2 separate regions of the Homo sapiens genome follow, and region 1 is linked to region 2. Evidence: read pairs that join two places in POLR2A ChIA-PET (ENCODE). Cell type or tissue: PC-9. All regions are shown on one strand. Each heading gives the region's core, and the rest is flanking DNA. Links, peaks and the distances in the headings are about the cores only.

The links. ChIA-PET counts read pairs that join two places held together with the same protein. Peaks named below come from ENCODE experiments on the same cell type or tissue, not always from the same donor. Only the 100,000 strongest peaks of a DNase experiment are listed, where the experiment ranks them.
Region 1: POLR2A ChIA-PET joins it to region 2 with 11 read pairs; 3 of 35 experiments call an interaction of 5 or more read pairs at or near these places.

What each region holds. Positions count from the first base shown.
Region 1 is chr11:64,817,746-64,829,920 of GRCh38, forward strand. CDC42BPG (CDC42 binding protein kinase gamma) reads right to left here. Exons shown (of 37, transcript NM_017525.3): 30 at 11,726-12,175; 31 at 9,941-10,038; 32 at 9,782-9,866; 33 at 9,533-9,653; 34 at 9,305-9,422; 35 at 8,926-9,049; 36 at 8,725-8,810; 37 at 5,307-6,784. The coding sequence ends at 6,728. Among named protein-coding and RNA genes, the nearest start is that of MEN1, 13 kb to the left of the region's middle. RefSeq lists an enhancer at 9,263-9,763. In PC-9, for the core only: no CTCF peak of the experiment used is centred there; no DNase peak of the experiment used is centred there.
Region 2 is chr11:65,220,032-65,232,206 of GRCh38, forward strand. It overlaps the pseudogene SLC22A20P. Among named protein-coding and RNA genes, the nearest start is that of POLA2, 36 kb to the right of the region's middle. RefSeq lists a silencer at 1,735-1,964 and an enhancer at 5,839-6,038. In PC-9, for the core only: no CTCF peak of the experiment used is centred there; a DNase peak (open chromatin) is centred at 5,050.

The DNA of each region.
Region 1 (12,175 bases), core at 1,811-9,810, 400 kb before region 2:
GTGTTTGAAAGGAGGAGGTGAAGTACTATCTTGGGCAGAAAAAAAATAAAAAGGAAAGCAAAAGAGGAGGGAGCAGAATGTCTATAAGTGATGAGGGATTATGGAGGATGCCTACCCCAACTCTTCCAGGCCCATCGCAGGAGGGGTGCAGGAGAGCCTGCGGGGGGTTGCGGGGGAGACAGGAGTGGTGGTGACCTCAGGAGTCCAAGGTTTCTGCTAGAGCAGGAGGGATAGGAACTGTCTGGAGAAGGTAGTGAAGACCAGGAGATTTTGCTAACGATGGACCATCACCCCCAGAGGGAACAGAGGACATCTGCCAGGAGCTGGGGAGGGGTGGAGATGGAGTCAGAAAAGGGGATGGCCGGAGTTGTCCCTGGAACATCTGAGCCTCCTGTGGTGAAATGACACACAGCAATAAAGGGCAAGACCACTTCTGAGGGTCTCGAGGTTGGCTGGGGGTTGGGGGGCCCAGCTGTGAGTGTGAGGACAGGGGATGGAAGGGTCTGAAGCTCCAGTGGGATTTCTGCTGCTAAAGACAAGGAGGCCCTGGGAGGGTGGTCCCTCTGGACATCGCCAATATGGGTATGCATTGAACAAGCTAAGAGAAAGTCATCTCATGGGTGGAGGGGAGGGAGTCAAAGGGGAATTCGGCCCCTAATTTCTTTTCCAAAAAATTTTGTGTATTGTTGTAATTAAAATTAATTTAAAATAACACCAGCTAGGTATATTCTTTTTTTTTGTTTTGTTTTTTGTTTTTTTTTTGAGATAGAGTCTCACTCTGTTCGCCAGGCTGGAGTGAAATGGCACGATCTCGGCTCACTGCAAGCTCCGCCTCCTGGGTTCAAGCGATTCTCCTGACTCAGCCTCCCGAGTAGCTGGGACTACAGGCACGTGCCACCATGCCCAGCTAATTTTTGTATTTTTAGTAGAGATTGGGTTTCACCATGTTGGCCAGAATGGTCTCAATTTCCTGACCTTGTGATCTGCCCGCCTTAGCCTCCCAAAGTGCTGGGATTACAGGCGTGAGCCACCGTGCCCAGCTAGGTAATATTCTTGACTTAAAAAGTTTAATCTAGGGGGCAATGGAAAAATAAATAAATAAAAACAAAGTTTAATCTAGATCAGGTGCAATGGCCCACTCCTGTAGTCCCAGCACTTTTGGGAGGCCGAGGCTCTTGAGGAGAGTCACTTGAGGTCAGGAGTTCAAGACCAACCTGGGCAACATAATAAGACCTTGTCTCTACAAAAAAAAAAAAAAAAAGAAAAAAATCCACCAGGCATGGGCCTGTAATCCCAGCTAGTTGGGAGGCTGAGGCAGGAGGATCACTTGAGCCCAGTAATTCAAGACCACAATGAACTATGATTGCACCACTGCACTCCAGCCTGGGTGACAGGGCCATGTTAGGCAACAGGGTCGTGCCATGTTGTGCAGGCTGATCTCAAATTCCTGGCCTTAAGTGATCCTCCCACCTTGGCCTCCCAAAGCGCTGAGATTACAGGCGTGAGCTACGGTACCTTGCCAAATAACATTTTTGACACAACTGTACCACAAAGTAGGTGACTTAAACAACATAAATTAATTGTCATGGCCAATTTTTTACTTTTTGTAGAGACAGAGTCTCGCTATATTGCCTAGGCTGGTCTCGAACTCTGGGCTCAAGCAATCCTCCTGCCTCAGCCTCTCAAAGTGTTGTGATTACAGGTGTGAGTCACTGTACCAGGCCTGGCTTCTTATTCTTAAGACATAATTGCTGAAATATTTAGATGTGAGATTCAAGATGTCTGCAACTTACTTTCAATGGTTTAGCAAAATACATGCTATATAGATAGGAAGCAGAAGCAGCAAAATGTTTATTGGTGGATCTAGGGGAAGAGTATATGGAGTTTTTTTTTTTTTTTTTTTTTTTTTTTTTTTGAGATGGAGTCTCACTCTATCGCCCAGGCTGGAGTGCAGTCGCACGATCTCGGCTCACTGCAGGCTCCACCTCCCAGGTTCACGCCATTCCCCTGCCTCAGCCTCCCGAGTAGCTGGGACTACAGGTGCCCGCCACCACGCCCAGTTAATTTTTTGTATTTTTAGTAGAGATGGGGTTTCACTGTGTTAGCCAGGATGGTCTCCATCTCCTGACCTCGTGATTCACCCGCCTCGGCCTCCCAAAGTGCTGGGATTACAGGCGTGAGCCACCGCACCCGGCCTTTTTTTTTTTTTTTTTTAAGATGGAGTCTCACTCTGTTGCCCAGACTGGAGTGCAGTAGTGGGATTTCAGCTCACTGCAACTTCCGCCTCCCAGGTTCAAGTGATTCCCCTGTCTCAGCCTCCCAAGTAGCTGGGATTACAGGCGCCCGCCACCCGCCCTGGCTAATTTTTTTTTTATGTTTTTAGTAGAGACAGGGTTTCACCATGCTGGCTAGGCTAGTCTTGAACTCCTGACCTCAGGTGATCCACCCATCTCAGCCTCCCAAAGTGCTAGGATTACAGGCGTAAGCCACCACGTCAGGCCTTTTTAAATTTTTATTTATTTATTTATTTAGAGATGGATTCTTGCTCTGTCGCCCAGGCTGGAGTGCAGTGGCACGATCTCAGCTCACTGCAGCCTCCACCTCCCTGGTTCAAGTGATTATCCTGCCTCAGCTTCCTGAGTAGCTGGGATTACAGGTGCGCACCACCATGCTCAGCTAGTTTTTGTATTTTTAGCAGAGATGAGGTTTCACAATGTTGGCCAGGCCGATGTTGAACTCCCAGCCTCAGGTGATCTGCCTGCCTCAGCCTCCCGAAGTGCTGGGATTACAGGCGTGAGCCAGTGCCTGGCCGGAGTTCATATTCTTTCCATCTTTCTGCAGGTTTGAAATTTAACATAGGCCGGGTGCGGTGGCTCACGCCTGTAATCCCAGCACTTTGGGAGGCCGAGGCGGGCGGATCACGAGGTCAGGATATCCAGACCATTCGGGCTAACACGGTGAAACCCCGTCTCTACTAAAAATACAAAAAAATAGCCGGGCACGGTGGCAGGTGCCTGTAGTCCCAGCTACTTGGGAGGCTGAGGCAGTAGAATGGCATGAACCCAGGGGGCGGAGCTTGCAGTGAGCCGAGATCACGCCACTGCACTCCAGCCTGGGGAACAGAGTGAGACTCTGTCTCAAAAAAAAAAAAAGAAAGTTAACATAAAATATTGGGAGAAAATTAATTTTTTAGAAGTGTAAAAATTTGTACATCTGAAAGTCTTTTGGCTGAATTACTGCTGGGCACTGGGAAGCAGCCGTTTCTCCAGTTTAGTGAGGGACAGCTCCAGGTCTCAGCTTGCCACAGGCCTGAGTATCTCCATACAGGGCTCTCTCTTTGAGTCTCTGCACCTCAGTAGGCCGAAGAATATTTCCTGAGTGGGCCGAAGGCATTTTCCACCATGATCTTACTCGTCTCACCAGAACCTCCCATGAGATAGTTTTTTTGTTTTGTTTTGTTTTTGTTGTTTGTTTGTTTGAGGCAGGGTCTTTCTCTGTTGCCCAGGCTGGAGTGCAGTGGTGCAAACATAGCTCACTGCAGCCTCAAACTCCTGGTCTCCAGAGATCCTCCCACCTCAGCCTCCCAAAGTGCTAAGATTATAGGTGTGAGCCACTTCAGCCAGCCTGTGATAAGTTTTATTTTATTTTGAGACAGAGTCTTGCTCTACCACCCAGGCTGGAGTGCAGTGGCGCGATCTCAGCTCACCACAACCTCTGCCTCCTGGGTTTAAGCCATTCTCCTGCCTCAGCCTCCTGAGTAGCTGGGATTACAGGTGCACACCACCACACCCGGCTAATTTCTGTATTTTTAGTAGAGACGGGGTTTCACCATGTTGGCCAGGCTAGTTTTGAACTCATCCGCCCACCTCGGCCTCCCAAAGTGCTGGGATTATAGGCGTGAGCCACCGTGCCAGCCCTGAGATAGGTTTTACGATTCCCATTTACAGATGCGGAAACTAAGGCCAGGTAACTTGCCTGTGGCTGCATAGCTAGACCAGAATCCAGGCTGCCTGACTCTCATGCCTGGGCCCCTAACCAGGCCCTAGAATTCCAGACACCCTCCAATCCCCATTCCCAACCACGTAGTGGCCCCGTCTCTTTTCAGTACTTTCCCCTAGCTTTAGGGCCTGCCATAAGCCTCAGAGCATAGCCATTGGCTGCCCCAGGCGTGCCCTGAAGCTAGGGCACACTCCTTCCCCTCCTTCCCCATTCAGCCCAGCCTTGAGGCCTGGGTCCTGCTAAGTCTTGGACACCCCAGCCAAGAATAAGTGAAACCCCTCCCAGACCTTCCCCTGCTCCCTCTTCATCAGCCTCACCTGGGTGGGCAGCAGGGCACTGGATACCCATGGTGTGCCCTTCGGATCCACTTCCCCCTTCTCCACCCTGCTCTGTGCCAAGACTGCCCACTACAACCTACAGTTACTGAGTTTTTTTTTTTTCTTGAGACGGGAGTTTCACTCTTGTTGCCCAGGCTGGAGTGCAATGGCGCGATCTCGGCTCACTGCAACCTCCGCCTCCTGGGTTCAAGCGACTCTCCTGCCTCAGCCTTCCAAGTAGCTGGGATTACAGGTGCCCGCCACGATGCCCGGCTAATTTTTGTATTTTTAGTAGAGATGGAGTTTCACCATGTTGGCCAGGCTGATGTCAAACTCCCGACCTCAGGTGATCCACCTGCCTAGGCCTCCCAAAGTACTGGGATTACAGGTGTGAGCCACCAAGCCACGACTTTTTTTTCCTTTTTTTTTGAGACAGAGTCTTGCTCTGTCACTCAGGCTGGAGTGCGGTGGCACAGTCCGCCCGCTTTGGCCTTCCAAAGTGCTGGGATTACAGGCTTGAGCCACCGTGCCCAGCCAGTTCACTGAATTCTTGGAGCCTCTGGCTGCTGGTTGAATTTGGACAAAGGGAGGCAGAAAATGGGAGGGAGTGAGGCGGAGGAATTTATTTCCTAGGCTGCCTTTCAGCTCAGCCATGGTCAAGTTTTACCAAAAGCTAGAGCTCCTGTCGGGTAGCACCACTGCCTCTTCCTGCCTGGGTGGCCTGGGGGTCCTAAGAGCTCCTCTCTGCTGCCCGGGCCCTGAGGCACTGCCATTCATTGGTGTGTTCCCTTAGCACTGTGCATGCTTCTGTAAACTGCCCTTCGTTAGTTAAGTCCCTTCATTTACCCCATTTGAATGTCACCTGATTCCTGAAAAGGCAGGGAAGACAATCTGGCCTTTAACTGTCTGTGACACCCCCACTGTTCCCTCCATTCCTAATCTCCCACCTTCTGAACCCCAAGAGGACAGATCCAGGCAAGGAGGCCAGCAGCTTACAAAGCTGTCTTTATTGGTTTCCTTTTCTTTTCTTTTTTTTTTTTTTTGAGACGGAGTCTCACTCTGTCACCCAGGCTGGAGTGCAGTGGCGCGATCTCGGCTCACTGCAAGCTCCGCCTCCCGGGTTCACGCCATTCTCCTGCCTCAGCCTCCCGAGTAGCAGGGACTACAGGCACCCGTCACCACGCCCGGCTAATTTTTTGTATTTTTAGTAGAGATGGGGTTTCACCGTGTTAGCCAGGATGGTCTCAATCTCCTGACCTCGGGATCTGCCCGCCTCGGCCTCCCAAAGTGCTGGGATTACAGGCGTGAGCCACCGCGCCCGGCATCTTTATTGGTTTCTTGCGCCTCACAGAGCATCAGGGTCTGTCCCTCCTGGGAATGTGGCATTTGAGGAGATAAATACTTATTTTGCCCCCCACACTTCAGTGGGGGGAGGTTTAATAAAAATAGTAATATAATAACAATATAATGACTGTGATCAATAGTAAAATGCGCCCTAGTTTCCAATACACAACTGGTTGAAGATTCGAGAAAAACGACCCCCTTTCTGGGAAGGGCCAGAGTGTGCCCGGAGACCCTCCAGTGGCCCCCACTGGGTACCCATCTCCCACCAAAAAGCCCTTATAAATACCCTCCCCATCCTGTCCCTGTCCAGGATTCTCTTCCCCGATGGGAGGATTGGCTGACAGTGTCAGCCCCGCCCACTGCACCCCTCCCCAGAGAAAGGACCCTTTGTTCTCCAGACTCCCTCTCTCCTCCATCCCTCTTTTTGTCTCCCTCCTCTTCTTCATCGCTCCTCCTTCGTCCCTCTCCCCTCTTCCTCTGCACGGCTTCTACCTCCTTCCAATTCCTATCACCTCCTCCTCCACTTCCTTCCTCCTATCCTGTCTCTCACCTCCTTCGCCTACATCCTTTCCCTCCTTCTCTATCTTCCCTTCTTCTGGATCACAGCCTGTTTTTCTCACCCAGACGCTAAGCAGAGACGGGGACATGCCCCATCTTGGCCTCAGCTGGGAGTCAGACAGTCCACAGATAAGACCTCCAACCTGTTCCCAGAGACCCAGTCCCTCTCCATCCCTCATCCCAACTCTTACAAGCCTCTGGGGGCTTGGCACTGGAAATAAGAGCTTTGGCACAATCACCCCTGGACACCAGAACAAAAGGGGCCATTCTATTCCCAATGGCTTAGAAAGGCTGGGGCTGGGAACAGAGGGGTAAGGCAGGATGAGGGCTGGGAGTCAGGACCCCCAAGTCCTGGGAACCCAGGCAAGTCTCCCAGTCATTGCCCAGCCCGGGTCCTCCCTGAGTCCGAATTTCCATGTCCCGGACCAGCCGGAGTATGGCATTCCTCAAGCTCTTTGCTCCCTCATGTCCTTCTGCCCTGGGATTGGGGTGGGCCCTAACAGAGGGCATCAAGGAGAGCTCTCCAATTCAGGGGATAGGGGGAGGCTTCGGGGCCGTTCTGAGACCTGCAGGAGAAAGAAAAGGAAGTCAAGGGGTAGGATCAGGAAGAACTCTTTCCTCATAGGGCTGGTGGGTCCTGGAGGCCCCCTTAGGACCCATCACCCACTGTATCAGGGCCCCTGGAGGAAGCCAGATGTGAGGTGAGGAGTAGAGGTGGTAAATGGGTCACTGGAAGAACCTGGAGAGCTCCTACTTAACTTTGAATGGACTCAAAGTCCTTTTTTTTTTCTTTTTTTCTGAGACAGAGTCTTGCTCTGTCGCCTAGCCTGGAGTGCAATAATGGCATGATCTTGGCTCACTGCAACCTCTGCCTCCCAGGTTCTAGTGATTCTCCTGCCTCTGCCTCCCAGGTAGCTGGGATGACAGGCATGCACCACCATGCCTAGTTAATTTTTGTTTTTCGTTTTTTTTTTTGGAGACAGAGTCTCGCTCTGGAGGCTGGAATGCAGTGGCATGATCTTGGCTCACTGCAACCTCCGCCTCCCAGGTTCAAGTGATTCTCCTGCCTCGGCCCACCAGGTAGCTGGGATTACAAGCATGCACCACCAGGCCCAGCTAATTTTTGTATTTTTAGTAGAGACAGGGTTTCACCATGTTGGCCAGGCTGGTCTTGAACTCTTGACCTCAAGTGATCTGCCTGCCTCAGCCTCCCAAAGTGCTGCGATTACAGGGGTGAGCCACAGCGCCCAGCCTCAAAGTCCCTTTGTTCATTCACTCCATTCTTCCTTCAGTCGACCACATGCTTTACTCTGGGCAGAAGAATGAAGCCTGACCCCCACCACCAAGGAGCCCACAGTCAACAGAGGAGAACAGGCACCAGAAGAAACCCACAGCACAGCAGAAGCTGCAAGGAAGGTGTGGAGGGAGCGGGGTGGCAAAGGTGGCACCAGCCCCAGGGAGGCAATGACTACCTGACCAAGCGGCCAGGAAGGCTCCTTTGAAGATGATCCTGGTGGGTCACCTGGAGGGCAGTCTGATGTTGGTTAAGGTGAAGATAGAGAAAAGGCATTCAAAACAGAGGGGACTGCAGGGGCAAGAGCCTGCAGGTGTGGAAGAACATGGCAAGCCCCAGGGCTCCAAGTGGCCTGGTGTGACGGGAGTGGGTGGATGTGTGTGCTGTAGACGTGGCTGCAGGGGGAATGGGAACCTCCCTGGCTTCTCTTAGGTTTTCCCCTGCCCTCATTCAGAATGGACTGCTCCCTCCTCTGACCCCCCAACTCCCTGCTGTGGACTGGGCCTCTATTAAGAATCCCAAGAGTGGCCGGGCATGGTGGCTCACATCAGTAATCCCAACACTTTGGGAGGCCAAGGTGGGCGGATCACTTGAGGTCAGGAGTTCGAGACCAGCCTGGCCAACATAATGAAACCCCATCTCTACTTAAAATACAAGAATTAGCTGGGCATGGTGATGCATGCCTGTAATACCAGCGACTTGGGAGAGGCTGAGGTAGGAGACTTGCTCAAATGTGGGAGGTGGGGGTTGCACTGACCGAGATTGTGCCACTGCACTCCAGTCTGGGTGACAGAGTGAGACTCCATCTGGAAAAAAAAAAAAAAAAAAGAATCCCAAGAGCTCCCCTTCTGTGGCACCTTCCCCATGCCAGGTACTATGCTGAGCCCTTCGCAGGTATCATCAGCTCATGCAGGCCTCCCAGAAACCACATCATTTTACAGGTAAGACAAGATCAGGGAGGTTGGGCATTTTGCCCAGAGCCACACAGCTGGAACAGTCAGAGCCAAGATTCCCACCTAGGCTGGCCTGCATCCAGGATCCTGCTGGTGCCCACTGGTGGGGTGAGACAGGTAAGAATCTGCATCTCGTAGAATCGAGGGCAGGGATGGGCTCAGCTTGTTCCCTAGCCTAGGTCACTGTGCAAGGCCTAGCATAAAACGGAACTGCCTGACGTTTGAATAGGGGACGGACAAGCCTCCCGGACCCGCTCACCTGCATTAGGGAGGTTGCAGGGCTCAGCGATCCCTGGGGGCAGGACACAGACTCGCTGGACAGGGATGTCCAGGGTTTCCTCTTCACTGCTCCAGCAGCAGACGAGGAGACAAAAATACCAAGATCAGATTTCAGGGATCCAAAGGGGGTAGAAACTTGGGGTGGGGGGTGGCACACTGGAGGCTGAGGGGCTGCCCTTACTGGGGTCTGCGTCTCCACCGAGGCCTTCGCTGCCCATGGAGGCTGGGCGCCGCAACGCCTCGGAGAAGCTGTGGGGCCGCTGTGGGCCGGAGCCGCGGGCAACTCGGCCCTTCTCTTCGGGAGCCTGTTGGGTGACAGTGCGGAGGGGCTGGGACTAGCAGGCACAAGGAGGACAAGAGGCCCAAGGCACAACAGACCAGGACAAATGAACGCCACTGGGCCCCCAGCCTGGTTTTACTTAAGTCCCAGGTAGCAGAAGTGTGAGTCCCAGGCCTTAGGAGTAATTACAGCGGCCCGTGATTGGCTAGAGCTCACCACAGAGGCCGGTTATTGGCTCAGCCTCACCAAAGTGGCTTGTGATTGGCTCCAGAGGACTAACCGGGGACTTGTCCCTGGCGCCGGGCCGCCCGTTGGCAGGGCCCACGTGTACTAGGTGGTTGAAGTTGGTAGGCGGCGAGATGAGCTTGGAGCGCACAAAAGGGTCCTTCAGCATCTCCCTGTGGGCGGAGGTGTAAGTAGTGGGTGGCGAAGCTCCACCCTCCCTTCGACCCGTCCACAAGCGGAGGCGGCCCCACCCAGCCTCAGCCCCCGCGTCGTGCACGCGCACCTGCGCTGCTGCTTCTGCTGCTCCTCCGACACGCGGAAAAAGAAGCGGCGCTTGCTCTTGGTGCGGAACAGCTGGCGCCGGCTGTTGTCGGTGAGGTCCGGGATGTCGAACTCGTCCTTCTCTGTGGGAGAAGTGGAGAGCTGGGCTGTGCTCACACATTCCCGGGGCCCAGTCAGCTGGCATTCAGGGCCACACAGCCACACGTGCGCACTGGGGAACGCACACACCCGTACACACGCACTCCCTCACCTGCCAGCTGGTTCCTGAGGTAGGTCAGGCGGACCTTCTCGGTGCCGTAGAGGAACAGGGAGCCCTCTGGATTGAGGGGCCGCACCTGAGGCAGCAGGCACAGCGGTCAGGCCACGCCTCCACCCCCGGCGCTACCCCAGGGCTCTGGCGGACCCTCACCTTCTTGAGCGGCACGGTCTGCACCCATTCTGCCCTCCTCACGTCAAACACATCGATGGAGTTCTCGCTGAACACTGTCAGGTAGGGGGCCGCATACCCTGCGGGCACGCCAGGCACCTCTGAGCTGTTTCCCCCTCTGTTCCACAGGGAACACCTTGTCCCCTGCCACAGCACAGTAACTACCATGCCCCACGCTAAGGTCCTTCCTCTGAAGACTCCCTGTCGCCCGGCCCAGCCTCCACATCAAATCAGAGATAACCCTGGACCACTCACCACATGCCTGGCTCAGTTCTAAACACGACATGCTTTTCCTGCCTTAATTTTCTAACAACTCTGAGCAAGTACTACTGTTATAATCCCTAATTTCCAGATGAGGGAATGGAACCCCTGGAGCCATGTGATGGTCAAGGTCAGGTCACTCAGCTGGTCCTGAGAGCTGCGATTTGGCCCTGGGCAGCTTGGGTGATATGCGGCACCCAACCTGCAGGCCCCACCCCAAAGAGCCATTGCTCACGAAGGACACTCTGCCCCTCTCTTCCAGCCCTTACCCATCATGCTAGTTACTTGTGCATGCACCAGACTGCCCCACTGCCTCATTCATTCATTCATTCACTCTTCCACTCATTCCTCCAAGCCCATCGCCCCTGGAGTGTGCCACCCTGGGCTGGGGGCTTGATGTGGATGAGGAAACCAGCCCCGGCCCATTCTGTGGGACCCCAGTGCACCAAGCCAGTCATGAAGTGGAGGCGATGAGAGCCGTGACACAGGTCTGGACGGAGAGAGAGTGGGGCAAAGAGAAGGAAAGGACCAATGACGGGGAAGCAGGGCGGGGAGCACGAAGGCAATGGTGACCACAGCAATCGCAGCGGTTATCTTTGGAGCGCCTACCAGCTCCAGGCCCTGAGCTGACACTGGGGTGGTACCTAGTTAAGAGTTTGCCAGGTACAGGCCGGGGCCGGTGGCTCACACCTGTAATCCCAGCACTTTGGGAGGCCGCGCGGGAGGATTGCTTGAGTTCAGGAGTTTGAGACTCCCAGCCTGCGCAATATGGCGAAACCCCATCTCTGAAAAAATACAAAAATTAGGCTGGACGCGTTGGCTAACGCCTGTAATCCCAGCACTTTGGGAGGCCAAGGCAGGTGGATCACTTGGTCAGGAGTTTGAGACCAGCCTGGCCAACATGGTGAAACCCCGTCTCCACTAAAAATACAAAAATTAGCTGGGTGTGGTGGCGTGCACCTGTAGTCCCAGCTACTAGGGAGGCTGAGGCAGGAGAATCACCTGAACCCGGGAAGCAAAGGTTGCAGTGAGCCGAGATCACACCACTGCACTCCAGCCTGGCGACAGAGTGAGACTCCTCTGTCTCAAACAAAACAAAACAAAAATTAGCCAGGCGTGATGGCACACACCTGTGCCCCCAGTTACTCGAGAGGGTGAGGTGGGAGGATCACTTGACCCCAGGAGGCGGAGGTGGCAGTGAGTCGAGATTGTGCCACTGTACTCCAGCCTGGTGACAGACAGAGACCCTGTCTCAAAAGAAAAAAAAAGTTTGCTAGATAGAAACAAAAGGAGAGCGGCTCAGGCAGGAGAGGAGCATGAGCTCAGCCATGGAAAAGGAAGGTCCCCTGCAAGCCACAGAGGGTGGGACAGGGTGTTGTTGGGCTGGAGGATGCAAACTGGCACCAAAGGCCTCCAATGCCAGGCTCATGAGTTGAGGCGGGACCCTGTCTTCACCCACCCACTGAAGGTGCCTGGCCCCCCTGCCAAGCCCTCAGCAGGCCTTACCCCAGCCCATGGGCGCTGCTGGCCACAACAGCTCGTGGCCACGAGACTTGCGGCCTGCGCCATCCACGTAGATGCCAGCAGTGGTGAAGAGTAGCAGGAACTCGCTGAGGCTAAGCTCCACGGCACCCAGTGCCTCACCCAGGCCCCCGCGGGATGGTGGCAGCTCCTCAGGCACCAAACCGGCCCCCAGCGCCAACGGCGCAGCCTCGTTGAGCAGCGGGTAGAGTGCAAAGCCACCGGCGGCGCCCACACATAGCCGGTCGCCCAGCAGCCCCAGGCTCTGCACAGTGGCAGGTGCCTGCAGCTCACGGATGCGGCGCTGCCAGGGCCCAGGGCCCGGGCCCAGCTGGTAGCAGAGCACCTGGCGCTTGACGGCTACACAGAGCACCGGGGTGCGGGCCTGCAGGATGCTTCCAGCTGCCAGCACCTGGCAGCCTCGAGACTCGGGGA
Region 2 (12,175 bases), core at 1,443-9,442:
TTAATTTGTTACAGCTGCCTCGTAAGGGTGTGTCATCATTACTTAACCAGTCCCCTACAGATGGACATTCAGGTTGTTCCAAGTTTTGCTATTTATAAAAATTAGTATTTTCTGTCTTTGCATGGGGTTGAGCACCTCTGCCCATTTTCCTTTTAGCTTGTTGGCCGTTTTCTAATTGATTTGTGAAAACTCTTTCAGTATTAGGGAAATTAGTCTTTCTTTCTTCTTTCTTTCTTTTTTTATTTTTTGAGACAGAGTCTTTAGCTCTGTCGCCCAGGCTGGAGTGTAGTGGTCCAATTCATTTCAGCTCACTGCAACCTTCGCCTCCCAGGTTCAAGCGATTCTTGTGCCTCAGCCACTCGAGTAGCTGGGATTACAGGCACACAACACCATGCCCGGCTAATTTTTGTATTTTTAGTAGAGACGGGGTTTCGCCATGTTGTCCAGGCTTGTCTCAAACACCTGACTCAAGTGACCCGCCCGACTCAGCCTCCCAACGTGCTGGGATTACAGGAGTGAGCCCCCGCGCCCAGCCCAAAATTAGTCCTTTATCTGCTAGTTGGGTTACAACTATATTTTTACATTTTTTGTTGACGTTATGGCTTGACTTACGGTGTTTTGTTTTGTTTTATTCCAATGCGGACATTTTTTATTTTTACGACTCCAAGTTTGTCAACCTCCCCTTTTATTGCCTCTGGGTTTTGTGACTTTCTTGGAAAAGCCTTTCCCTACTCTAAGATTATAAAATAATCTACCATGATTTCTTCTGGCATTGTTGTGGTTTTATTGTTTATTGAGTTCTTTGATCCACTTAGAATTTATCTGGAGTGCAGTAGGGACACCTTTGCCTGTGTCTCAGAGGGTCTCTGGAATGAGTTTAAGTGGTCAGAATCATAAGGGGGGGTGTGGTGAATTAACCACATGGGTAGCTGAATGCCGCTGAATGTCACTGTTTTCTCCCCAGTTGTGGAGTGGATGCCCACACGGGGCCGGACTGTGGCGGGTATTTTGCTGGGGTATTCCTTCACCCTGGGCCAGCTCATCCTGGCTGGGGTAGCCTACCTGATTCGCCCCTGGCGGTGCCTGCAGTTTGCCATCTCTGCTCCTTTCCTGATCTTTTTCCTCTATTCTTGGTATGTCCTGAACAGAGTGGGGTGGGGGAGGGTGCACCTGTGTGGCCGAGTCTTCACCTGGCCCTGTGAGAGGTTGGGGTGTGCAGTGACCGGGGCTTGCTGGACTTGACAGGGGACACAAAGGATGGCAGGCGTTCATGGAGGCTGCAAGCTCTCAAGTCCTCACGAATGGCTACTGGGACGCTCTGGTAAAATCCCTTGCATTAGTGTGGGGCCCTGGAACGTCCCAAGAGCTTTTGCCTTCATCAACTCCTTCGCATCCCTCAACACTTCATAAGTACTCTAAGTGCTTATAAAGTTATAAGAATATAACTGGGGCATATATAAGAGGGTAATGAAGCACAGCCCAGAGAGGGCCCATGACTCACACAAGGCCACACAGCTGGGGTCAGAACCAGATTCAAAACCGGGTCTGGGATAGGTGTGGTGGCTCACGTCTGTAATCCCAGCACTTTGGGAGGCTGAGGTGGGCAGATCACTTGAGGTCAGGAGTTCGAGACCAGCCTGGCCAACATGGTGAAACCCCATCTCTACAAAAAAAATAATTAAATAAATAAAATAAAATTAGCCAGGCATGGTGGTGGGTGCTTGTAATCCCAGCTACTCGGGAGGCTGAGGTAGGCGAATCACTTGAATCTGGGAGGCAGAAGTTGCAATGAGCCGAGATTGCTCCACTGTGCTCCAGCCTGGGCGACAGAGTGAGACTTGGTCCAAAAAAAAAAAAAAAAAAAAAATGCCACGGGTCTGTTGAAATCCTAAGTCCTCTGTAGTTTTGTTTTTTTTTTTTTGGTTTTTTTTTTGTTTTGAGATGGAGTTTCCCTCTGTTACCCAGGCTGGAGTGCAGTGGCGCGATCTCGGCTCTGCAACCTCCACCTCCCAGGTTCAAGCGATTCTCCTGTCTCAGCCTCCTCCTGAGTAGCTGTGATTACAGGCACACACCACCATGCCCGGCTAGTTGTTTTGTATTTTTAGTAGAGATGGGGTTTCATTATGTTGGCCAGGCTGGTCTCAAACTCCTGACCTCAGGTGATCCACCCTCCTGGGCCTCCCAAAGTGCTGGGATTACAGGCGTGAGCCACCGTGCCTGGCCAAGTCCTCTGTAGTCTTTAAATACTGTTCAGTGAGTCTCTGTATGATGTACTGCAAAAAAAGGGAAGCTGGCATGGCCCCCAGACTTCCTGATGCTACAGACAGGAGGACAGGTCATCTTTTTTGGGTCTGAAAGAAGGTAGACAAGGGGGTATTGGGTTTGGGGAATAGAATGAGCTCTACCCAGCCCCAGATCCTTCTTCCTCCTCTCGGTCCCAGGTGGCTTCCAGAGTCATCCCGCTGGCTCCTCCTGCATGGCAAGTCCCAGTTAGCTGTACAGAATCTGCAGAAGGTGGCTGCAATGAACGGGAGGAAGGAGGAAGGGGAAAGGCTGACCAAGGAGGTAAGCGAGCTGGGAGGAAGGAAGGGTGGGAACAGTCTTCAGTCTTGCTGGCAACCTCCAGTTGTACTAGAATTTAGCAACTTCCCAGGACTCACGTGCCATCCAGGTGTAGACATTGGGAATAAACAGGACAGGCAGAGTTCTCATGTGCGAAAGATGTTGTTTAGGTATTGAATGATTGTGTGATTTAGGATAAATAATTTAACTGCTTTGCTCATCAGTCAATCCACCTTTGTAATTAGGAAATAACCCTATTAACCTTGACATCCAGTTGAAATTTTAATAAAATAATAAACTAAAATTATTAAAATAGCAACCACACAGTAAAATTACTGGGGAATCAATAACAAAAGCACCATTATAAATACCATTTATTATAAGATAGTTACCATTTATTATCAATAAGCATCATTTCTCAAGCCCCATGCCGGGCACTAGGCTGAGAGCTTTATGTATGTAATCTCATTTCATGTCTCATTTTTGACAAAGAGGAAATTGAAGTGGGGACAGGACGGGTAACTTGCCTGAGAACACACAGTAGGAAGTGGCAGAACCACTTGGAACCCCTGCTCTTATCTGACTCAATCTCCGAGTCTATACCAGGAATGGGGTGGGAGGCCCTCCAGAACCGCAGAACCTCAGTAGTGTTGGAGTTCGTGTTGGAGCTTCTCAACACCCTGGAAACAGTGTGTTGGCACTTCTCAACACCCCTCAAGTGCCATCAGTCCTTGGACGGAGCGGAGACAAGGGCCAGCCACCTCACCAAAGACCTCAACCCCAGCTCTCCTCCACACAGACGAAGGGGTTCCCAGCAGGGATGTGGGGTCCGAGCTCCCTCGCTTTCCCTGAGCAGAGTCTTCTTACCTAGGTGATGAGCTCCTACATCCAAAGCGAGTTTGCAAGTGTCTGCACCTCCAACTCAATCTTGGACCTCTTCCGAACCCCGGCCATCCGCAAGGTCACATGCTGTCTCATGGTGATTTGGTAGGTGACAGGCTCATGCCCAAGACTTTCACCTGAGGCAGGGGCATGCTCTCTGCCCCCACTGAAAAACTCTGTTCTGAAATACTCTTAATGCAATGAGCAGGTGAGCCGTGTGAACTCAATCTCTTCCCACACCCTTTTTCCAGCACTCGGCCTCTGCTGGATGCTGAGATGTGGTGACAGATGAGATATCATGCTAACCCAGGAACCCCACTTCTGGGCAGTGGGTCTCACCTGGGTGGGAGGACTATTGGAATCACCAAGGCAGCTTTTCCAGAATGTAATTTGTCCCATCCTGATATGCCCTTTGGGCTGGCTCTCCAGTGGATTCTGGGAAGTGTCGCACTCTGGAAAAAACACTTCTGGATCCAGGAGGGGATAGACAGGAAAATTGTAATTTTCATGCAGTGAGACAAGTATCCTAACAGCATTTCTGCTAGCTGGGGCTGCTGACGGCTTCAGGCAGGAGATAGCATTTAGACTGCTTTTAAAAGATGGTTAATTGGCTGGGTGCGGTGGCTCACGCCTGTAATCCCAGCACTTTGGGAGGCCGAGGTGGGTGGATCATGAGGTCAGGAGATTGAGACCATCCTGGCTAACATGGTGAAACCCCGTCTTTACCAAAAATACAAAAAATTAGCCGGGCATGGTGGCGGGCACCTGTAGTCCCAGCTACTCGGGAGGCTGAGGCAGGAGAATGGCGTCAACCCGGGAGGCGGAGCTTGCAGTGAGCCGAGATCATGCCATTGCACTCCAGCCTGGGCGACAGAGCAAGACTCTGTCTCAAAAAAAAAAAAAAAAAAAAAAAGATGGTTAATCAAGTTTGCAAGGTGGGCAGGAAGGAATACCTAACAGGTTCACAGGCATGAAGATGTGAAATGGACAAAAATACAAAGGCAGCCCATATGCAGTAGCACCACCAGCTGCAAGCTGACAAATCCTAAGGGGAAGGGCTGATAAAAAACAACCGTGTTGATTTCATTCCACTGGATTTCCTGCACATTTAAATAATTGGTATTGATACTTATGAAGCAGGGAGTGCAGGCAATGAATTACTATCTCCTTCCTTCCTTCCTCTCTCTTTCTCTTTCTTTCCTTCTCTCCTTCCTTCCCCCCTCCCCTCCCCTCCCCTCCCCTCCCCTCTCCTCTCCTTTCTTTCCACGGAGTCTCCCTCTGTCTTCAGGCTGGAGTGCAATGGTGCGATCTCGGCTCACTGCAACCTCCGCCTCCCGGGCTCAGGTGATTCTTCTGCCTCAGTCTCCCAAGTAGCTAGGACTACAGGCACATGCCACCAAACCCAGCTAATTTTTGTATTTTTAGTAGAGACGGGAACTATCTGTTTTCTGTAGCAGACTGGGGAGTCTCTTTTAGTAGATATCAGCTGGGCTCTGAGGCCAGACTATCCAAGTGACCTGAGCAAGTCAGGGAGCCCAGCCTCCTGGGGCCTCTTTCCTACTTCTGTAAGGTCCTTGTGAGGATCCAGAGTTAAGACATGAGGCCAGCCCGGGTGACTCATGTGTGTAATCCCAGCACTACGGGAAGCAGAGGCGGGAGGATTGTTTGAGCCCAGGAGTTCCAGACCAGCCTGGTCAACATAGGGAGACGCCCACTACCTGGGGGTGGAGGGGTATGTATACCTGTGGTTCCAGCTACTTGGGACGCTGAGGTGGGAGAATTGCTTGAGCCCAGGAGTTTGAGGCTGCAGTGCCCTGTGATTGCACCACTGCACTCCAGCCTAGCTGACAGAGCGAGATCCCATCTCAAAAAAACAAAAACAAAAACCAGTTAAAGCACGTAAAGCACTTAAACCACAGGTTGCCCCCTGGGAAGCTCTGGGGTATAGAGTCTTTCCTCCGGTTTGGATTTGGGGCTGTGACCCCTGTGTACTGGGAAGATGGGACGGCCCCCAACTCTGGGAGGCTGTGAGGCCTTCTGTCCCCAACAGCGTGGCAGGCAGCGCAGTTCCGGCTCTGGGGAGCAAGGGGGCTCCTGCGAACCCGAGTCCAGGAATGGGCGTCTTCCTGCGGTAGCCCCTGCCGGCCTGGGCTTGCCCTTCGTCCACCTTCCTCTTTCCGCGAGGGAGAAACAGATCCTGAGTTCAAAATTCCAGAGCTGAAAGTCCTCTCTTGGATCCTTCTGGAAACAGCAAAAGCCCGTTTTTGCTGAGAAAGTGACTCGGCAGCTATCCGGAGCTCTCTGCCTGCAGGTGGGGCCATTCTCCTATGGAGCCGACCCGACCCGCTCAAAGCTGCCCCGGGAACCGCAGGTTTGGTTCGCGCACGCCGGGACTTGCCAACCGCACCCGAAAAATCGGGGCCATGTCCAAATGTTTCGCTTCGCTGCCGGCAGGGAGCCGCGCCGGGCTCGCTCCTGGGATCAACTGCACAGTCCTGGCTTTGGGGAGCGGGAGGCGGTGAGCCTGCCCGCCCCCCGACCCCTTCCTCACCAGTGTGTCTGGGGTGAGGTGGGGATGGGGAGTCCTGGGGTTCGAAAAAGGATGGGGGAGGAGAAAGAGGAAGTGTTAGGAACTGGTGAACTTTCACAAACTTCCACAAACCCTATTGTAAATGCCTTCAATTAACTGGGATTTTTTTCTTTACTGGTTGATTGATTTAAGACAAGGTCTTGCTCGGGCACCCAGGCTGCAGTGCAGTGGCACAATCATAGCTCACTGCGGCCTCGACCTCCCAGGCTCAAACGATCCTCCCACCTCAGCCTCTGTAGTAGCTAGGACTACAGGTGCCTGCCACCAAGCCCGGGCTCATTTTTAAAAATAGAGATGGGGTGGGGTCTTGCAATGTCGCCCAGGCTGGTCTAGAACTCCTGGACTGAAGCGATCCTCCCCCTTGGTCTCCCAAAGGGCTGGAATAACAGGGTTGAGCCACCTTGTAGTTTTTTTCTAAATTCTGAGAAGCATGCATACTCATTGTTAAAAACATTTTTTCCCCAAACAATCCAGAAACAGGCAGTGTAGTTCATTGGTTAAGAAGCAGGACTCGAACGTACTCCTTTGGTTTGAATCTCAGCTCTGCCACTTACTGGCTTTGTGATCCTTGACAAGTTACTTAACCGCTCTGTGCCTCAGTTTCTCCATTTGTAACATGGGCATCATAATAGAACCTACCACATAAGGCTGTTGTGAAAATTAGTCTGTAAAGCAGGTAGAACAGTGCCTGAATATGAGTTGTTTTCTGTTATCAGGTACATAAGTGCATGTCCCTCTCAACCTACTCTCCCTTCCACCTCTGAACATCTCCCATCTCCCATTTCTGTCAGGCATGAATTTGTATCCTTGCAGCTCTTAGTACATACATGACACCCACATACTTACACACACACACACACACACGTTCTTATAGAAATGGATTTAATAGGGGCTGGGTGTGGTGGCTCATGCCTGTAATCCCAGCACTTTGGGAGGCCGAGGTGGGCGGATCACTTGAGTCAGGAGTTCGAGACCAGCCTGTCCAACATGGTGAAACTCCATCTCTACTGAAAATATAAAAATTAGCCAGGTGTGGTGGCACGCACCTGTAGTCCCAACTACTCAGGAGGCTGAGGCAGGCGAATCACTTGAACCCGGGAGACAGAGGCTGCAGTGAGCCAAGATCTCGCCACTGTACTCCAGCCTGGGCAACAGAGCGAGACAGAGTGTCTCAAGAGAAAAAAAAAAAAGGATTAATACTCTACCTCTTCTGCTTTTGTTTTTTTAATAACTTAATCACATCTGTAAAAACTTTTACAACATTACATGTAACCAGCTTCCGGCATGTGATAGCTTTGCAATAAATATTTGATGAGTGAATGAACCAATGAGTGAATGAATGAATTTTAGAATATTGTGAGCCACAGAATTATAAGATGAAAAGGAATCTTAGAGAATGTCTGGTCCATTCTCCCTGCCACTGCCAATCTCGCCTGAGTGGCAATGCTGGCTAGTCGTGGTCCAGTCTCTCTGGGAAGACTCCGTTTCTAGAGCTCACATTCTCAGGAGCCTTTCCCCCTTCTTTCCTCCTAGGTGAGCAGACACGTTAACAAGCAAAAGAACTGAATGTAAAACTGGTGGTTTTTGACTGAGTGTCCCTCAAATTTCTCAATGGCCACTTTATTTTTTGTGAATGTTATAGTCTTATATTGCTTATAACAAATCACCATAATTTAGTGGCTTAAAATAACACCCATTTATGAGCTTACAATTCTGCAGGCCAGAAGTGCCAGCTGGGTTCTCTGCTCAGGCTCTTAGGAGGCTGAAACGAAGCCTCCTTTCTGGAGGCTCTGGGGAAGAATTCACAGCCAAGTTCATTTCAATTGTTGGTTCGATTTAACTGCTTGCAGCTGTAGGATTTATGTCTCCATTTCCTCACAGGCTGTTCATAAAAGCCACCTACATTCCTGGCTAAGTGGCCTCCTCCACCTCAAAGGAATATCTTCCTCATATCAAATCTCTCCCATGCTTTGAATCTCCAACTCCCAGTCTTTGACCTCTAGACCCAGATTTAAATCTCATGTTATTAGATCAGGCCCTCCCAGAAAAATCTCTGTTTTAAAGTTAAGTGATTTGGGACCTTAATTACATCTGCAAAATCCTTTCACAACACCTAGATTAGTGTTTGAATAACTGGGAGAAGGTTTGTGTACACCCGGGCCAGGAATTTGATGGACCATCTTGGAGTTCTTCTTCCCACATACAGGTTTATTTGTTTTTTTGTTTTTGTTTTTGTTTTTGTTTTTTCAAGGCAGAGTCTCACTCTGTCACCCAGGCTGGAGTGCAGTAGTGCCATCTCAGCTCACCGCAACCTCTGTCTCCTGTGTTCAAGCAATTCTCCTGCCTCAGCCTCCTGAGTAGCTGGGACTACAGGTATGTGCCACCATGCCCAGCTAGTTTTTGTATTTTTAGTAGAGACGGGTTTTCTCTATGTGGGCCAGGCTGGTCTCGAACTCCTGACCTGAAGGGATCTGTCTGCCTCAGCCTCCCAAAATGCTGGGATTACAGGCATGAGCCACCGCACGTGGCCCACATATACTTTTTATTGAAGTATAACACACATGCAAAAATGCACAAGGCTCAGCTTGACAAATTCTCACAAACTGTACACACCCATTAATCAACACACTGGTCAAGAAACAGAACATGATCAGCCTCCAGAAACCCCGTCCCCCCATGTCTTCTTCAGTCATTACCCTCCCCTATGGGAATCACTATCCTTATTTCTAATGCCACAGATTACATTAGCCTGTTTTTGGGCTTTATATAACTTGAGCTACATAGTTTTTGTAATTTATACCGTTTGTGAGATGCACTCATGTTGTCATATGTAATTTAGTTCGTTCTTTCTTCGTGTATAACAATCCATGGTACGAATATACTACTTGTGGTAGACAGAATAATGACCCCCAAAGATGTTTGAATCTTTATAGCTTTTCTGTAAATATATATTTATTACAAAATAAAAATTATTTTTAAAAAGCAAGGTATGCAGTAGAATAAGATACTTGCAGAAACCAATATCCAACAAAAAACCATATCCAGAAAATATATCTACGTCTATATATAATGTATATATATTACTAGAAATCAATAAGTAACATTCGTCCCCATCCTAATCCCTGGAATCTATAAATATGTTACCTTCTATGGCAAAAGGGACTTTGCAGATGTAACTAAGGATCTTGAAGGAGGATTACCCTGGATCATCTGAGTGGGCCCAGTACGATCACAAGGGTCCCTACAAGTGGAAGAAGAAGGTCAGAGTGAGAGAGAGACCTTTGGAGACGCTGTGTGCTGCTGGCTTTGAAGACAGAGGAAGGAGCCACAAGTCAAGGAATGCAGGCAGCCTCTAGAAGCTGGCAAAGGCAAGCAAACAGATTCTCCCATGGAGTCTTCAGAAGGAACACAGCCCTGCCCACACTCTGACATTAGCTCAGTAACACACGTTAGGCTTCTCACTTCCAGAAGTGTAAGATAATACATTTGTGTTGTTCTATGGCACTAAATTTGTGGTAATCTGTTACAGCAGCAATTGGAAACTAATACAGAAACGTTACCAATTTTTTTTTTTCTGAGACGGAGTCTCGCCCTGTTGCCCAGGCTGGAGTGCAGTGGCACGATCTCAGCTCACTGCAACCTCCTCCGCCTCCTGGGTTCAAGCAATTCTCTGCCTCAGCCTCCCGAGTAGCTGGGACTACAGGCGCGTGCCACCACGCCCGGCTAATTTTTTGTATTTTTAGTAGAGACAGGATGGTCTCAATCTCCTGACCTTGTGATCCGCAGATCTCGGCCTCCTGAAGTGCTGGGATTACAGTCGTGAGCCACCGCGCCCAGTCTACCTATTTTATTGCTGAAGAACATTGGGCTTTTCCCAGGTTGGGCTGTTACAAATACTGCTGCTATAAATATTCTTGTACATTTCTCTTGGTGAAAAAACACACTTGTCTGTCCTTCCTTCCTTCCATCCTTCCTTTCTTCCTTTCCTTCCTTCCTTTCCTTCCTTCCTTCCTTCCTTCCTTCCTTCCTTCCTTCCTTTCTTTCTTTCTTTCTTTCTTTTTCTCTCTTTCTTTCTTTCCTTAAATATGGAGACAGGATCTCACTATGTCGCCCAGGCTGGTCTCAAATTCCTAAGCTCAAGCAATCCTCCCACTTCAGCCTCCCAAAGTGCTGGGATTACAGATGTGAGCCACTGCACTGAGCCCACGCTTGCGTTTCTGTCAGATACATACCTAGGATTGGAACTGCTGGATCATAAAGTATGGGTGTGTTTCTCTGTAATAGAAGCAAGCAGTTTTCCAAAGTGGTTATACCAATTCACACCCTCATTAGAAGCATATGAGTTCAACTTGTTCCACATCCCTAGTAACACTTGGTATTGTCTGTAATTTAATTTTAGCCATTATAGTGAGTGTGTAGTGATACTGTACTGTGATTTCCAATTTGCACTTCTCTGATGTCTAAGGAATGTAAAAATATTTGCATGAACTTATTGGTATTTTGGATGGCTTTTTTTTAATGAAATGCTTATCCAAGACTTCTGCCAATGTTTCTACAGGGTTATCTTTTTTCTTATCGCCTTACATAAGAATTTTTTTTTTCTTGGCCAGGCGCAGTGGCTCATGCCTGTAATCCCAGCACTTTGGGAGGCTGAGGTGGGCAGATAACTTGAGGTCAGGAGTTTGAGACCAGCCTGGTCAATGCAGTAAAACCCCATCTCTACTAAAAATACAAAATTAGCTGGGCGTGGTGGTGTGCGCCTGTAATCCCGGCAACTTGGAAAGCTGAGACAGGAGAATTGCTTGAACCTGGGAGGCAGAGGTTGCAGTGAGCTGAGATTGCGCCACTGCACTCCAGCCTGGGCAAAAAGAGTGAGACTCCTTCTCAAAAATATATATATACATTTTATATATATATATATATACACACACACACACATTATATATATACATTATATATATACATTATATATATATACACACACACATATAAACATGTATATATTTTTTTCTGGATAAAATTTATTTTCTGGATATTGGTTTTCTTAAATATATTCTGTTAGCTTACCTTCATAAAATTTTGGAATAAATGTGTATTTATTCTTCTATAAATGTATAATTATAGAAAAGTTGCAAAGATAGTACAGAGAGTTCCTGTATCCACTTCACCCAGTTTCCCCTCATATTATCATCTTAAATTACCTTAGTACATTTGTCAAAAGTAATAATTTAAGATTGGTAATTTACTATTAACTAAACTAGAGATTTATTTGGATTTCACCAGCTGGTATATCCCATTACATTTAGTTATTATGTCTTCTTGGTCTCCTTTGATCTGTGACTGTTTCTTAGTCTTTCCTTATTTGTCATGACCTTGACAGTTTTGAAAAGTATTGGTCAGGTATTTTGTAGAATGTCCCTCAATTTGAATTTTTTTTTTCTTTTTTGCCCACGTTGGAGTGCAATGGCATGATCTTGGCTCACTGCAACCTCCGTGTCCCGGGTTCAAGGGATTCTCCTGCCTCAGCCTCCCAAGTAGCTGGGATTACAGGCATATGCCACCACACCTGGCTAATTTTTGCATTTTTAGTAGAGATGGGGTTTCACCATGTTGGTCAGGCTGGTTTTGAACTCCTGACCTCAGGTGATCCACTGGCCTGGCCTCCCAAAGTTCTGGGATTACAGGCATGAGCCACTGCACCTGGCCTCAATTTGGATTTGTCTGATGGTTCTCTCATGACTAAACTGGGATTGTGGATTTGGGAAAGGAGAACCATGGAGGTGATATGACCTTCTCATCATATCATATCATATCATATGAGGGCATATATGATGTCAACATGACTGATTACTGGTGATTTTGAAGTTAATCCCTTGGTTAAGGTAGTGTCTACCAGGTTTCTCCACTGTAAAGTTAATAAATGTTCTCTTTCCATATTCTTGTTTTACTTTTCAATTTTAATCTATTTATTTATTTTGAGACCAGGTTATGAGACTGGCGAATTTTTGTACTTTTGGTAGAAATGGGGTTTCACCATGTTGCCAAGGCTAGTCTTGAACTCCTGGGCTGAAGCAATCCACCCACCTCAGCCTCCCAAAGTGCTGGGATTAAAAGTATGAGCCACCATGAGCAGCCTCTTTC